Regions from separate parts of the Mus musculus genome. Here region 1 is linked to region 2. The links are chromatin loops, found by intact Hi-C in ENCODE. Cell type or tissue: gastrocnemius. All regions are shown on one strand. Each heading gives the region's core, and the rest is flanking DNA. Links, peaks and the distances in the headings are about the cores only. Region 1 has its middle 170 kb from the start of Gm41333. Region 2 has its middle 9.5 kb from the start of Gm22521.

Region 1 (8,702 bases), core at 350-8,349, 300 kb before region 2:
CAAAGTTCTTCATAGCAAGATGGGTAGGAAAAGCCCCTCAAACAAAGCTTAGTTGTGCTCTGCAGCTCACACTCCATGCCTTTTCCAATTTCTCATTCTTCAGTGATTTATTTAATGGGTCTTTTTTTTTTCCTGGTAAGAGGGAGTCTCTCTCAAAGTTAACTTCCTCTATAGATGTGGCTCTTCTTATAAGAAGGCAGCTACTTTTTAAAGAACTACTCTCATGTCTATATGCTTTAAAATAACAAGCTCAAAATAATCCTACTGCTAAAGAGGCACATTTTCCAGTCTATAGTCTGGCCTTGTACAGTCATACCTTCAGTCATTGTTTTCTGGGTTCCATTAGGAGTGAAATGACCTAAAGTTTGGACTTCTTGGAGCATGATGCTGAGTAATGTAAGAAGTCTGTATATGTCTACTTTCCTTACCTGTACAGTCAGGATAATGGGGGCTTTTAATTAGCTAAGCACAGTAAGCACACACGTAGAATTCTAGCACCTGGAAGATAAAGGCAAGAGGATCAGGAGTTTGAGTATCACCTCTGTTGCACAGTGAATTTGACACCAACATGTGTTATGTAAGACTCTTAAAAACATTAAAAAAGGAAAAGAAAGAAAACCAGCTAAGATTTTACTCAGTCATAGTAGTACATTCTACTACATTATGGTTTATTTTAGAACACTTACTGTCAGTAAAGACCATGCATTGGAAACCAGTTAGAGATGGGAATGTAAACATGATGAGGGTGTATGTGCTTAGATCAAGGAGATGACAAAGACTTTGTTAGTGCTCCGCCAGTACAATATAAGAATGAAAGTAGGCTTGGAAGGAGGCAGAAGACAAAAGACCTGAGAGAGGCTAGGAAGTGCTTAGGTTCATAGGTCAACAACTATAGTAATTATTACTGGGATATGATCCTTCTAGAACCTTTGTCCTTAACCTGCCAAACACTAGTCACTACTAATGAGACTGTTTATCTTCAGATAGTGAAGCTTCCTAAGGCTTAAGTCTTACTTCAATCGTGTATTTGGTACCCAGCATGACAGCACAATAGGTGATCAAATAAATTCTTTGTGACTTGATTTTAACTTGCTTCTTCTAGCAATAGTATGTTAAGTCCTAAAGCAGTGAAAACTAATGAGTGAGTTCCTTCTTTGACCTTTCAGGGGTAGAAGCAAGCATGCTAACAGGGAGGAGATATAGTCTAGACTTGCCCATTTTAACCAAGTTGCTGGGTGCTTTTTGAGCATGCACAAGTTCACTAGGACCTGTTTATTGTCCTCTAAACGGTGTGCCAAATGCTGCATTCCTCTCTGCTTTGTCATGCATCTATGATTGCTAGTCACATGGTAACTAGTGACCATGCTCTCATCTTATGCAATAGCTCCCGGTGGACTCCTGGTCAGGGGATAAATGAGGCGATGCATTCCTGAGTTATGACTGGCCTGCTGGGTCCACTTGCAGGACACCTTGCTCATCTACACCGTACCCCCTCCCCCCCAGCTTCCTTAACAGGTTTCTCATTTCTCCCCATAAAGATCATGTTTCAGGTTTTATGTTGAAACTTTGACAGCCTCCTCTCCAGAGGTGACTTCAGAAACCTGATGAGAGCCCCATTAGGTTCAAAAGAACTGCTTACAAGCAGGGGCAGAAGGGCTTGGAGGGGTAGGGGAATGAAGTCTTCCTAAGTACTGGAGGCAGGCACAAAAATGGATGCTTTGCTTTAGAAGACAGGATGTGGCTTCATCATTACCAGCTGTTGTATGTTGGCACAAGCCCCTCTTCTCCATCATGTTACTTTCTTGTTCTAGAACATGGGAATAAAACATTTCCTCTTCAGGTTGCTAGGACAATATATCCAGGTGATGATTATAAAAGAAGCCCCAATAGGAAGCTTCTATACAAAGCCCCTATATTCAGCTCGCTCAGAATAGCTCATGCAGAGCTAAGATAGAGTTAAATAGAGCAAGAGACATTTTTTGGGGGGAAATGTTGATGGAGGATGAGAAGAAATAGAAGAAGCTTATCACGCTGTGAAGGGAGTGCTATCCCTAGAGAAGGCCATGAGGAAAGCAAGAGGAGTCCATTGAGCCACAAGCCATAGAACATTATTTCTTGGGTCTCTGCTAGGCAGGTGATAAAACACAGAATAATGATTCTGGTCAGAGTCCAGCTATAAAGGGACCCTTTGGTTTTAATATATATGTAGCCCGCAGGATCTAGGTGGAAATAGCCCACGAGTGTGAGTTTCACTCTGCGTGCTAGAAGAACTCTGATGACGGAACAGCTGGGGACTATGGGGTTCCTATGTTCCAGTCCTTAGGTTTTCTGCTGAGCAGACATCTTGATATGAACCTCTCTTTTTTTTCCCCTATCACTTTCTATGACCATGTTATGCAGCTAAAGATTTCTATCATACACTTTGTTAGTGCAGGTCTGGTGTAATAAAACTCTATAAATATGTTAGCATAAACTTGAAAATGTATTATTTTACAATTTTTGAAACTTGATCTTCAAGATAAGGTGTCTATAGGATTTTTTTTTTTAATGGGTAGACAATGCCCTTCTTTTGTTTTCTTATTGTCTTTCCTCTGGTGTTTGGCATAAGAGTAGTAGTTCACTTAGATCAGGACCCAGTTGACTTTGCTCAAACTTAATTACCTCCTGAAAGTCCTTATTTCAAAACATTGTCTCATTGTGGATTCAGCCTTGACTGTGTGAGCTTGGTGAAAAGAGTTCAATTCTCATGCCTCTCATATATATTATTCAGTAAATGGGTTTTCTCTTCCTTTCTTTCTCCATGTTATTCATTCATACATTCATTTACTTAGTGTGTGGTGTATGTATGTATGTATGTATGTATGTATAGGTAAACATAAGTCTATGTGTGCCCACACATATGTGTATATGTGTGTGTGGAAACCGAAGAACAACCTGGGGTATCATTCTTCAGGAGTAGTCTACCTTATTTTGAGACCGGGTCTCTCCCATTGGCCTGGAGCTCACCAGTCTCCACTGACAGATCTCCACCTCCACAATGCTCATCACGACAGGGTTATAACTCAAACCTTCATGATATTGAGGCAAGTACTATACTGTTTCCACACTTCTTTACCATTTTCCTACAGACCCATTTCCCCTGCTTTCTATATTAGCAATTTACATGTGTGTTAGAACTGCAGACAGAAGATACAATTTTCACTACTGAGCTTAGGAAGCAGCGGGGATGAGAAACTGGGTCTGGCTCTTCAGGGTGGCAAGTACAATGAAAAGAAGAGATACTGGGCATTCAAAGAACTGAGAAGAGAGATTACAGATCTAGACTCAGCTTGTCCTGATGGTAGAAGACTGCTTTAGGAAGAAGGTGGTATCCAAGTCATCTTTAAAGACTGGGTAGAGTTTAGTAACCAGGAAGATGAGAAAGGAACATTTATGAATTAAGACCATCTTGAACAGAACTGCCAAGCAGGAAGCATGCATGGGCCTGACCTAGGCCCTCTGCACATATGTTACAGTTGTGTGGCTTGGTCTTCATGTAGGACTCCTAACAGCAGGAGCAGGAGTTTTATCTCTGACTCTGTTGCCTGCCTTTGGGAACCCTTCCTCTTACTGAGATGCTTTGTCTAGCTTCAATAAGAGATGATGACCTAGTCTTAACTGCAGCTTGATATGCCAGGACTGGCTAATATCCATCAGAGGCCTCCTCTTTTTTTGAAGAGAAACAGAGGAGGAGTGGATTAGGGTGAGGGCTGTGTGTGGGAGGGGATGGGGGAGGACTGGGAAGAGAGAAGGAAGGTAAAACCACAGTTGGGATGTAAAGTCAATAAATTAAGTGAAATAAGTAATAATAAATGCATCTTGAAAGATGATGGCCCCCTCAGGGAGTGGTAGTTAGACCAATGAGTCTGGGACATAGGACAAGTACTGAAAGATGTTCTGAGAGCCAGCAATGGGTGGTGTGGACTTTGTTGCTTTTAGTACTGGAGACAGAGATTCTCAGAAAGCTGGCTCAGAATTTTGGTCTACACTGAAGGCTCTGCCAGAGTTCCTGCTTCCTCCTTTGCAGTTTTTGGTTGCAGAGATTGTCAGGAAAGCACCTGGTTTTTCACAGTGCTTGGGACTAATCTAAGCTCACAATGCCTTTTCTCATATTTTTGCAAGTCTCAGCTGCAAATGCCATTCATGTGTAACAGCCACTTTGCCCATACTCTCAGTTCTATCCTATCCCCATCTGCCTGCTCCTGAACACAGTGTGGAGCTCACAGAGATGCAGCTGTCCCTGCATTGGGCGCAGTGGCATGTCACTATCCCCTGTTATTAATGTAAGAGCTGAGCATGGCGAGGAGATGCCCTCCCCTTAGGAGCTGCATGAGAAACGGCTGAGAAACACCCTATTAAGACCTGAAAGAGGCAATTTCAATTTCCTGTGGCTGTGGTGATGCCACCAACATGGTGATTACATATGCTGAGCAAATGCCATGCAGCAGGATGCTCTGTAATTGTGGACCCCAGGCCATGGCTTTTAGATAGAGGTTCAGATGTGGAGAAAGGAACAAATCTTGCCAAGCTGTGCTTATGGGCAGCAGGTACTCAGCAGGTATCCATCTCAGGGTATCTCTGTCTCTGTCTCTGTCTCTCTCCCCCTCTCCCCCCCTCCCCCCGTGTGTGTGTGTGTGTTTCCCTCTGGTTTACCACAGTCATTCCATCACCATCTTGAACTAAAGATAACTTTGGCCAGGTAGCCATGGTAATAATCTAAGCATAGTAACACATCAACAACTATTTAATAATGGTATAGTAATAGCTATGTATCAGAAATAGGTCTATGGTACTGGTAATAGAGCTGCTAACACCACATAGTGGAAGGGGGCCATTTGAAGATCCTCACCTGGAATTCTACCCAATATTTCCGCATGCCTGCCCCATCTGCAACCGACCTCAGGAAAATGTTCCTGTAAATATAGGAAGCTGAAGGTTAAATGAGAGGAAATCCATGATGCAGTTTGATAAGGTTGCCATCAATTATGGAGGTGGGTTTGGTGGTAATGTAGCCGTGTGAGGGTAACCCCAAGTGCTACAAATAACCCTGCATCCAGTTCTATAAGTAAAAGCAATGAGCTCATTGATTACCCCCAGCTGGACTTGGTTGGCATCACTCCTATGGTGTATCCTTGGTGATCTAGTTGGAGTAAGTAGAGGTTTGCTCATATCTGCTCAGCAAATGTTCGTGTAATGTGTGAGTTATTCACATGAGAGGTCACAGGGGCTACAGGCCTAGAGATTGTTGCTACTAATAAGGTAGATTAGATTCAGAGGAGACTTATGGGAGAAGGTCATGATCACAGGGCTAGTTAGTGGAAAAGTAGGGACTGGAAATCAGAGAATCCAAGGGAAAGTCCAAATACTATTCATTTTTTTCATTACATATATATTGAATGCCTGCAGAGTCCTGTGCTTTCTGTAAGACAATCGGAATACATGTGGAATAAGAAGAAAGTATTTTTTCCTCAGAGATTGAAGTCTAACTATATCCTATAAGGGTTTCAACAAGCACACAGAAGGCAGGCTGAGGATCTAGATATATCTGGCTTGTCAGGTGTTGATGTTTCCTGAATCTCTAAGGCAGATAAGTTATGGCTGTACAATAGCATTTGTTTGTATTCAATAGCAGGTGGTCACAGGAATACTTGAGTGTGAAGGACTCCTAATACCTGAAGCTGGACTGTGTAACACTTACATGTTGAGGGCTTGCAATGTGCCTAGTTGACAGTGTGATGGACTTACATAAGAATTAAAATATTTCATTAACAACTTCTTATCTTGTCTTGATGCTACAATACTGGTACTCTGTGTATATTGGATTAAGTAAAATATATCATAAATAAATTTACCTGTCTCATTTTACTTTTTCAAAATATGGTTAATAATAAATTAAAAACATGTCTGCCTTTAAAAAGATTATTTTATTTTAGTGTGTGTGTGTGTGTGTGTGTGTGTGTGTGTGTGTTGTGTAAATGCATTTACCTATGAGGTTATCCTCAGAGACCAGAAGAGAATATAGGGTCCCCTGAAACTGGAGTCACAGGTAGTTGCAACCCATTGGATAGAAGTGCTGGGAGCAAACTCTAGTCCTCTACAAGAGCAGCAGGAATTCTTGACTCCAGAGCAATTTCTCTAACCCCTTGTTTTACATTTGATACTGTTGGATAATGATCACATGCCCAGAGTTAGATGGAGAGACAGCTACAGTTTTCTACAGTGACCCTGCAATCTCATTCTACACACAGCGCCAACACAAGAGGACATGAGGTCTGTAGAGTGGAGTATAGAGGCTCTGGGCCACTATATCTCTGAGAGTATAGCAGAAAGTTACCTTTGGGCTGGAGTCATACTGTCTGTGTTCTGATCCAGGTTGGGCTGGAGGGATTGTTGATTGGCTGAATGACTTTGGTTTTAGAGTCTCTTATCCTAGATAAGGAAATATAGTTCCTTAACCTGTGAACTACTTTTCTGTTTAAACAAAAAGTTAAATGCAAATAAGATGACTTACCTCTGGCAGAGTAGTGCTATAACTACTGATTCCCTACTTTCAAATTTTTTGCTCATTCTATAGCATTAATAATCCAGAAACACCTAGGCTCAGCACTTGATCTGCTCTCTGGTAGACTATACTATCCACCTTTGGATTTCAGTGGAGCTGTTGAGAAAAGTTCTGTGGCCACTATGTCAACTCAAGGATTAGACAATCTAGATGAGATGGTGTGTATGTGTGTGTATGTGTGTTGGGGTTTGCCTCTGGCTTAAATTTATGAACACAGACATATCATGGGCCTTTCCAAGTCTACTTTTCTTCACTTCTAAAATTGAAGCAGTTGTCTATATTTACCAAGATACGAAAGTTACATGAACTGTAAGCATGAAGACCTCCAATTAAAAGCTAAAATAATCACTTTAAAGATACAGAAAGATCTTGATAATTCTGGGAAGGCAGAGGTTAATGGGAGGTTGTTTTCACTGGGGACTAGGGGAAGAAACTGGGTTACAAAGATTTTACGAAATGTCTGTTGGCCATTAACTTAACATTTTTTGATTATAATATTTATAGTGGAAAATTTGGGGAATAACGTTAACAAAGAAAACAATTTTAAATCACACACTAATGCTAATGTAATGTACATTACTTAATTTGATAAGATAGAGGTGAAAGAAGATTCTGGATATTTAATATTATTTGAACACACAGGCTTGGCATGAGCTGGGAGGGGAATTTGGTTCTGTGTATAGAATATAAAGGAAGATAATATTGGAAACAAGTCAAATGGGTTTTGTATACAGAGATACAAAGAAACTTCCCCTTTTTCCTGAGAGGAAAGAAAGCCATTCAGTTTCAACTTTTTCTGAATCCCCTTCCTGCGGCCTGGCCTGATTTTATCAATTGACACATTGACAGAGTTTGCTATGAGAAATGCCCTCTTGTACCTAATAAGTGAACAGAGGCTTCTGAACATATATTTCCAAGTAGAATTGTCCCCACTAGAGTCTTCTTATCTTGTGTAAAATGAAGCTCCCTAGCCAGGAGTTCATGCAAGGCTTCTATGTAGTTGTAATTGACAGAAACACTGAGAATCCTCCTGGGCCCTGCTGTACTTGTAAAGATCTTCCAGACACCTTTGTCCATGTGGCATGGAAGTGAGAAATCATTGAATTTAGACACCTTTCTGATTAAAGATGGAGTAACTGGGTAAGCGAAATGAAGATTGTGTGTGTGTGTGTGTGTGTGTGTGTGTGTGTGCATAAAACAGAGGGCAGACAGCTTCTAATTTGTTATAGACTATGAAGAGAACAGTAGAGAACAGAAAAGAGAGGAGAAAGAAAAAATCACAATTGTATATAGAAAAAAATAATAAAAGGTGCAGAACAGAGACAAGGAAAAGAGACAGGAAAGACTGCTTGAGTGACAGAGACAGGGGAGACAGCCATTACTACTCAATGATTAATACCGGATTAAATGAAATATTCATGAAAGGAAATTGGAGCTATAGACAAACCCAAGTGCCACTTCCCTGAAGCCCTTCCCCCTTGCCTCTCAAAAGTGAATCCCTTGGAGATTCATGCCCTCTGTTGTCATTACCTGGGAACAATAGATCGATTTGGCCAGGAGGTGAAGTTTGTTTCTTGGATGTCATTTGACTCCACTACAAATAATTTGGAAACTCTGTGGAAAAGGAGGCATATTTGAGATGGTTCTTAGTGCCTTGGAGGTGATCCAGATGGCTTTTCCATTCTTTGAGAATTACCTGTGACCTGTGTCTCAGAGTTTCCTATGGTCTTCATCTCTTTCAGGAGATGGTTGAAAACATCCTCATGAGGTCATTGCCTGCCTCATATACATCCCTCCAACTCCATCATTGGTGTGTAACAAAAGTTCTAAGTCTAGGGTACTGCCATCTGCACAGTCCCTGTTAATGTGACAAGAGGCACCGTCTCTCCCAACTTCTTTCCATTCTCAGCTATGTATACACTCTCCTGTATAGCCCCAGGCAGGCATTACCTATGAAGAACAAGAAAGCATTCTCCATAGAAGGAACTGGATATTTTCCCCTTCCTTCATTCCCCATTGTGACTCTCTAGAACACAGTATAAAATTGGTTCCTCATCATTGGATCTTTTTCTTGGGGAATGGTCATCAAAGTCTGGAATCT
Region 2 (8,702 bases), core at 312-8,311:
CATCTGAGAGAAAAGCTTCCATTTATGCATTTTCTAGGCCTAGAATATGGTCTGTGAGCATATTTATATATAGTTATCTTGCTTATTAATTGGTTTATAAAGACTCAGTCACTGTGGACAGCAGCATCTCTACTCAGGTAGTCCTGGGACATGTAAGAAATCTAGCTAAATATTAGCCTGTTAATAAGTGAGTTAGAAAGCAAGACAGGTCTTTTTTCCTTGAGTTCCTACTTTGACTTCCTTCAATGGTGGAATATAACCAGGGTAAAACAAGTAGGGAATATAGATAATAATATTAGTGTTGGTGTTTATTGACATATATGTATAAATAGATATACATATACATGTATGTATGTGTATATAAGCCCTAGGGAAGTTTTATTTGCAGGCAATATAATATAAAATGTAATGGATTAAAATTTATAGTTGAGAAATAACACCTAAAAATAGATTCCTCGAGGGCTGGGGTCTACTATTACAGTGATTTTTGTTTGCCAAACTTATCCAGAGCCAGTCCTAAGGAGAGGTTTACAAAAAACTTTTGCCAGCAGTCCTGCTGTCCAGGCGACTCACCAAACCCCACTCTCAAGGGAGGTTCTGTAGTCATGATTCTTGGCCAAAGGAGAATTAAAAAAAAAAAAAAAGACTTTCATTTTCCCAAGTTGTATTATATATCACATTTTCAAGTTCAAATCGTCTTGAATTCCTTCTTCTTGTACTTTCCTTGACTCGTATGGAATGTCACATCACTCTGTGTTTCTTCCATCTTGATCTTGACCATAGCCATCTATCTGTAGTTTTAATGTGGACTAGAACTAATTACTCTAGTTTTGGTTTGCTCATTTCTAATATTGGCAATGACCTTTGTGTAATTGCTCCTCAACTCATGTTCCAAGAGCTTTATTTCATCTCTCTTCGCTAGTACCTATGATGTGTCATAGCCAGCCTATCTCTTAGCCCTTCTCAGACAAGAAACTCCTTTTTTCTTTTTTCTTGGATATTTTCTTTATTTACATTTTGAATGTTATCTCTGGCCCCCTGAAGCCCCCTATCCCATCCCCTTGCCCTGCTTCTATGAGGGTGTTCCCCACCCATCCACCCACTCCTGCCTCCCTGTCCTAAGAAGCTCTTTACAAACCGTAACACTCTTTACAAATTGTAAAATGACAAGGATCTACCACTCACATTGAATAGATCAAAAAAGAACTTGTCTGTAGATTATATAGTTTGGCTCTGGAGGAAGTTTGCTGTTTAATTTCCAAGATAAAAGATACACTCTTTCAATGTTAAGTTTTAGTATGGATTCCTTTGTACAAATTTGAATTTAAGATGTTCAATACCACTCAAAATTAAGGAAAGGATGAAATTTTCCACTAAAAGTTAAGAACTTGTTCTGTTCTAGTTTGTTTGACTTTCTTTTACTGACCACTGAATATAAAGAAAACATAAAGACCATTTTGCATGTCTTTAAATCTCAGTAAGCAAACATGTCTGTAACAAGGGAATTAGATGTAAGCTAGAATACTAATTCAAGTTGGACGTTTATTCCTGATCATTTCATTATTATTATTTAGGAGGTTTTCTTCTCAAGTGATACTAAAAGTTTCAAGTCCCCATTTATGTGAAAGCAGTGTGGGTGTGCAGGAAATTGACAGACATGAAAGATGATGTGTTTTGGAGGCAGGACCTGTTGTCCCGGCCTTCTCAGCATTAAGAACCTAAAGACTTAGGGCAACTTGCTGAATCTAGAGGTCTTTAAGAATTTTCTTTTTATTCTTCTTTTCTCTCCTCATTGATTATTTCTCTCTGCTCTAGAGTATATATTCATATAACCTTTATTGAGTTTAATTACCCAAACTTAAAAGCAAAAGTTATAAGCAATAGTAATGTTAAGGTGTGCTGTGATTCCTCCCCATCCCCTTTCCTTTCTCCATTTCCCTTCCTTTCTCAAAGAAATAAAGATGCAATTAAGCACAAACACAGAGACTGGGGAAAACCCATTTCTAAAGCTTGTAGTGGTAGAAAGCTGTGGGCTAAATTAAGCTGCATTGAAAAGAATAGGGAGTGACAGAAAACATTACACATATTGCAAAAATTACTCACTAAGTTAACTGGTGTTATATTCAATTAAAGCATGTAATTATATTCCATGATATTTTACAGGAGAGCAGGTCTAAGCAGGAATACATGTAACTCTGGTGCCAGTCTAGAGTTAATTGGTAAATCTTCCCAGAGCTAAAACCTTGACTGAATCCCCAGCGCTTTCAACTGCTACAGGTCTCTTTCACTTAGCCTTATTCAAGTGATTTCTCAAATTTTTGGAAAGAAACAAAAAGAAATAATATGTTGATAATGTCAACTGGCATTAAATACATACACATAGCAAACATTGCTATAGGCATCTTATATGTATGCTCACTCTCTCTTCTTCTTCTTCCTCTTTTTCCCTCCCCCTCTGTCCTCAGCAGCCTGCACAGCATCTTCTGGCACTATGTAAGCTGACCAACAGGAAAACAGTTTCATGGTCATTCAAGGTTTATTTCTCTAGGTACTGCATCTGAAATATATCGTGTATTCAACCAAAGGTTTTGCAATCTAGTTATGCTAGGCAATGACATTAGCCTGCCTTGCTTTTGAATGCCTGGTGCTGAGACTGTCATTTAGCAACTCATGTATTCTGGGGCAGCATTGCTCACCAAAGCAAGACACTTTCTCTCTAGTTAAACAAATTGGATCCTGGTTAAGTGAAGTAAATTGTCTTACTAATGTGAAAGATACAGTTCTAAAATTATACTTTGACTTGTATACTCCACATTCACACATCTATACCACTGTCAGTGGGTGTATTTGCAGGAGAAGAAACAACCAGTTTATAGGTGCCTATAATGATGGAATGTCCCAGAATCACAGTTCAGCTTTAAATTGTGGAGTGTATGGTATATCATGGGAAAAACCTGGATGAATTATAGAAGATATCAATCAAATCTATATTAGAACCTTAAAGATAAATTTGAAAATGTGTTATTTCCTTCTGATCAGAGAGTTCAAAGAGATACACTTATGTTTTACCCGGGATTGTCTCTGTCCTTCCTCCCGATGAGAAACACAAGCCTTGGTCATTGCCATGTGACAGGCTTCTACACATGCTGATTATTAATGAACTATCTGCTTTCACTGAGTAAGTTAGTATAAGTAGCATTGGATTCAGGAGTTCAGTGCCTATAGATGTGAACTCACATTAGAACTAGGGGACCCAGAACAGACTGACCATTTCCCTCTAGTGTGGAGACTTTTAGGACTCTGTGTAATCTTCTCAATTTATTTCAAAGTTGGTGTTTTAAAGATATTTCCAGGATTATCCCATCACGGTTATTTGGATTGCTTTTGGCTGTTTTACAAATCCACAAAGGTGCTTGTGGTAGGAACTTTTCTCAAAGCTCTCACAATGAGAAATCGCTGGTACAGCCTCCATCCTCTACCCCATTGTGAGTATGGGAAGTTATTCAAAGGCTTTTAGGTTGGCTGTATGCCAAGAGAGGATGACTGTTACCTGTAATCAGATTCTTCAAGCTCATTTCAATCCCCCCTAAGGACCCTACAAATTGTCTTTCCAGGCAAATTTAGGAATGATTGTCTGGAGCCATTCTAAAAATCTTGCTAATTTACTGATCCACTCCTGTCCTGTTTAGTTTATTGTTTATTATTTTTATTAATAGCACTTAAATTCACCTTGAAACGCTGAAACTGAAGAATTTCCTTGCATCAGGTGAGTGAGTCTGTTGTTTTATCTGTGACAGATTGTCTTGGTTAATAATCAGAATGAGAAAATCCAGTACAGTGAATGGCACTATCCTTAGGCAGATGAGGAAGCCAGAGACTTAACCAGTAAGTAGTACTCCTCTATGGCTTCAGTTTCTACCCTGACTTTACTCAATTATGGACTATACCCTGGAAGTATAAATCAAACAAATATTTTCACCCACCCACTAAGTTTGTTTTTCTTAGACTGTCTTGTTACAGAAGGAGAAAAAACAAGCTTGCACAAGCTCCTAAACTTTTCTCAGAAACGTAAAGGTATCATTGGACGTAAAGACAATTTCCAATGAGCTTTTCAACCCTTTGATTATCATGAATCATTGACAAATTGAACAAAAAGAGCCAAGTGTGCTTTATATGTAAACAAAATATTGGAAGAGTGGATTATTACAGCTCTCTTAAAATAGAGTTTCCTGGAAGAGTTCTGTGGAACATATGTATATTTATCTCAACTCTCATTTGAAATCTGAACTCCCACATGATGTCAGTTTGCTTAGGTCATTTAAACTCTCAAGGCCTGTGCATGAGCATTTTTAGAGTGAGGGGCAGTTGAGGAGACCTCTGGTAAGTTCTGTGTTAGCTACAACATTCAGTGATTCTAGTCTTTTGGTATTAAAGACCATTTCTTTGGATTTTGTTTTTCTTTTACTGAAAGTTCCACCTTACCCTGCAAAGCTCCTCAGCCAGAATAGACTAGATTTAAATTTGTAGGCTTATAATATTTCAGAGTTCAAAGGCACTGTCAGGTCACAGAGCTCAACTCTATGGTGATACATAATACCTTCTCCAACACCTCCACCAAGTGGCCAAGCAGTCTGTATTCCACAGGTAGGAGCATGCCTGTTGGTACTCACCACATCCATTCTATGCCAAACAGCATTTGCTCTAAACCTCCCTATGACTTTGAGGTTCTTTCTCCAGTTTTTCCCAAAGCAGGTGTCTCTCTTGTTTCACAAGGACACCTAAATTCTACCTTTATGCTCAATTTACTGTTTTTTTTTTTTCTTTTTAAACAAAGCATTTCTTCAGTCATTTGAAAATGATCAATCCAAACCCTTAGCTCTAGAAAAGGTAACTCGGCTCTTTGGATCTTTGGAGCATCCTTGTTCTGAGAGTGTCCCTAGTTCTGATCACTGTCTTCGTAATTTGGCACAGATTACCAACTTCCATTTGACTGCCTCTCAGTAATCAGTTAAGTATCCAAGTAATTTGGGATGGCAAAATTTCAAAGCTGGCTTTCATCAAAAACAAAAGAATCTGATAGGAAACTGGTACAGAAGCTGACGAAAATATAGAACCGAAGCGATGCTAGGAACAGAACAGTCATTTCTGTTGGGTATCTTGAGCCCCAACTTCAGTGCATTGCCTTCAGTAATATACTAACTCTCCCCGCCTGTGATGTTTAAGTTACCTTTAGAAGATTGACATCTAAGGAATTTAAGGTTTTTTTTTTTCATGTTGAAAAGTAGTTAATCAATACCTCAAATGGAAGAAATATTTCAGACATACTGTATAAGAAATAAAGTTATGGAAGGACTGAAGGAGCTGAAGGGGACTGCAACCCTATAGGGGGAAAAAAACAGTATCAACTAACTGGTCTCTCCAGGGACCAAGCCAAGCAAAGAGTATACATGGGTAAGTCCATGGCTCCCACTACATATGTAGGAGAGGATTGCCTTATCTGGCATCAACAGGAGCAGAGATGCTTGGTCTTCTGGAGGCCTGTTGTACCATCGAAGGAGGGTGCTAAAGAGGTGAGGCAGGATTGGGTAGGTGGGTGGGAGAGTACCCTATTAGAGGCAAAGGAAAGTGAAGATGGAATGAGATGTTTACAGAGAGGAAACTGGGAATGAGCACGTTTGAAAAATAATAATAAGTAAGTAAACTAAAAAAACACTCTCTTTCTACAAATAAATGGAAAGCATTAAAAAATCTGGCTCCCTAATTACTTTTCAAGAGAAACTACTTTTGAAATTTCTTTAGAGAGCAGATTTCCAGACTGAGACTACTAGACAGAAATACCACCGAATGGCAGAGTGTTTTCATGTCCCTCTGTAGGAGTATAGATGAGTCTTCTGTGCTTTACTCTTTTTCCTATGGTAGTTCATCCAGCTGACAAGGGTCCTTAGAAAGTGTTTGTTTTAGGCTGATGTACAATGCATATTAGGTCTAGGAGTGCTTTATAAATGAGAAGTGTGGAGCATTGTTGGTTTCTAGATAAACTGATTTTTGCACATATCTTTTGATTTGGCTGAGTCTCAACTGCTTCTCTTCTTCGAGTATATTCTCAGAATAGTTATTATTTGAAACATCTATCCCATACCACATACCACAAAGCCACATACTCCAGGAATAACCACTGTTATATATGACATGTCTATGATTTTTGAAAGCATCAGGCTGTGAGGGGAAAGCTTTTCGCTCAGTATACTTGGCAATGTGGTCAGACTTCATCATTATTGCTCCTGAAGCAGTCCATTTAAGCAAAGAGAGAGTGATGAGCCCTGAGAGACTGTCCCCAGAGCAAGGTTATGATGATCCTTAGAAGTCAGAGTAAGGGGAAGGCTAGACTTGTAAAACCTTTCTTGACTGTGAGCTCTCCTTTTATAGACAATGTAACATAGGGAGGTCCTTTCTCATTTCTAAGCATCCCTTTGGTCTCCACCACAACCCAGAATACACTGCCACCTGAATTCTCCTTCAGACTTAAATCCTCAAATGATCATTGACAGATTACATGAAATTTCTAGCCTCAGTATGTGAAACAAAAGCAAACATGTCATATAGATTAGCAACCATTGGCTCTTTACTTACAGACTCATTTGTATACCCCAGGATCCAAGGAACACTCCATTAAATGAACCTCTTAAGAAACCGTCTTTAGCTTGATGGTGATGGAATACAACTTTAATCCCAGCTCTAGGGGTGGAGAGGCAGGCAGATCTTTGTGAGTTTGAGGGCAGCCTGGTCTACAGAGTTCCAGGACAGCCAGGCCTACACAGAGAAACCCTGTCTCAACACTCCTCTTCCAAAAGATGAAAGGAAGGAAGGAAGGAAGGAAGGAAGGAAGGAAGGAAGGAAGAAAGAAAGAAAGAAAGAAAGAAAGAAAGAAAGAAAGAAAGAAACCCCATTTAGAGAGAACATAGTAGAACACATATAAACATATGATATGAAAATAAAAGAAAAGATTATAGGAGTTAAAACTTTAAGTGGATATGGGGGGGAAAGTAAAGGAAGAGGAGGGGTGGATATTAGTTTGGAAAACACTAAACAAATATGTAAAACCTCAATAGAAACCCACTTTTTATAAACTCATTAAAATATAATTTATAAAATAGGAGTTTGCACTTGCATGCACATATACTTGCAAGGGCATAATGATTACTCTAGAAGACACAACTTACTAAATTAAAAACTTAGTACCATGTCAGGGATATTTTACCATGAGTTATCAGTCAGAGAGATCCTAGAGTTCCCTCTGAATGACATAAACTATTGCCACTGCTCTTGGTTGCCAATCAGAACTAAATAGGGAGAGTATATTGCCAAAGATACAATATACTTCTGTTGTAGAACATAGAAAAGCAAGTCTGGAACTAACCTCATAACTTCCTATTAATTCGCTAATATCTGTAATGCTATGCAGGCCACTATGGGAGAAAACAAAATCAATGGTATTCCTGCTGCCAACTCTGTAATCTACAGACCTACTAGCTAAGATGTGTGTGCTGGTACAATAGTGACATGAAGGTTATAGGAGTAACATATGACATTTGGATTGGATTTGAGGCTTCCAAATGTAATGAATGAATGAATTCAGGCCTGCTACTGTAAACATTGTCAAAAGCCTATGGCTCAGAAGGTCACAGAAGAAGGATCCTACTACTCTTATTTTGCTAAACCACATGCTGTCAAATTGCCATCTAAGTATTTACATTTATACCCATAACCTATGGTTGCCTTTATCCTTGTCCAGAGATTGCTTCTCTATGTGGAGAGCAGTGGTCAAAGTAGAGACTTGCAACTGGTCAAATTGCTGAAGATAAATTTCTACTGGATGCTAAACAAGAAGAGGGACATCTGTACTGCCATTCTCAAGGCTCAAGTAAGATCGTAGGAGAGGGACAGAGAGAATATATAAAGTTAAAGGATAGGAAATAGTGTTGTAAAATGCTGTCTTTAGGACATGATGTGGACATTGTACTCATGAACTCACTGCAAATGATCAAGCCAACACAATGGGTCTACATTCTAACAGCCAGAACCCACTGAGATCAGGGGGTTAAGGAGACAGTGTGAAGTGGGGAGAAGAGAGTACTGGGAATGGATACCTTGGGGAGTTGGGAAGGAATAGTTGGGCATATCTGGGGTAAGTAGGAGAGAACAGTTAAGATGCATATGCCCAAGGTGCATCATTTCCATGCGTCAATCTGTCACAAGACAAATGAATGATATTCAATTTTAAAAAGAAACTTTCAACCAAAGAGTACCCATGGAGGGACCCATGGCTCCAGCTGCATACATAGCAAATAATGGCCTTGTTGGGCATCAATGGGAAAGGAGAGGCCCTTGGTCCTGTGAAGGCTCGATGCCCCAGTATAGGGGAATGCTAGGGAGTGGGTGGATAGGTGGGGGAACACCCTCATAGAAGCAGGAGGGAAGGGCTTGTAAAGGGAAAACTGGGAAGGGAGTTAACATTTGAAATGTAAATAAATAAAATAACCAATAAAAAATAAAGAAAAATAAAGAAACCTTTGTCAAGGCATGCACAACATGTCTCCATCATTAAACTTACCTTCCTTTGCCAAAAAGATTCATGAGATAGTGATCAGCACAGAGAGAAACACAAAGATGAGTAAGATGAATGTGTGCATGCACACACACAC

The links. Peaks named below come from ENCODE experiments on the same cell type or tissue, not always from the same donor. Only the 100,000 strongest peaks of a DNase experiment are listed, where the experiment ranks them.
Region 1: a loop joins it to region 2, with 2.5 times the contacts of the local background. A loop is called at or near these places in 1 of 42 quality-filtered maps.

Annotation. Positions count from the first base shown.
Region 1 is chr15:62,499,791-62,508,492 of GRCm38, forward strand. No RefSeq gene overlaps it. Among named protein-coding and RNA genes, the nearest start is that of Gm41333, 170 kb to the right of the region's middle. In gastrocnemius, for the core only: no CTCF peak of the experiment used is centred there; no DNase peak of the experiment used is centred there; H3K27ac peaks cover 755 bases.
Region 2 is chr15:62,798,363-62,807,064 of GRCm38, forward strand. No RefSeq gene overlaps it. Among named protein-coding and RNA genes, the nearest start is that of Gm22521, 9.5 kb to the left of the region's middle. In gastrocnemius, for the core only: a CTCF peak has its summit at 4,623 (motif pointing left); a DNase peak (open chromatin) is centred at 4,620; H3K27ac peaks cover 1,493 bases.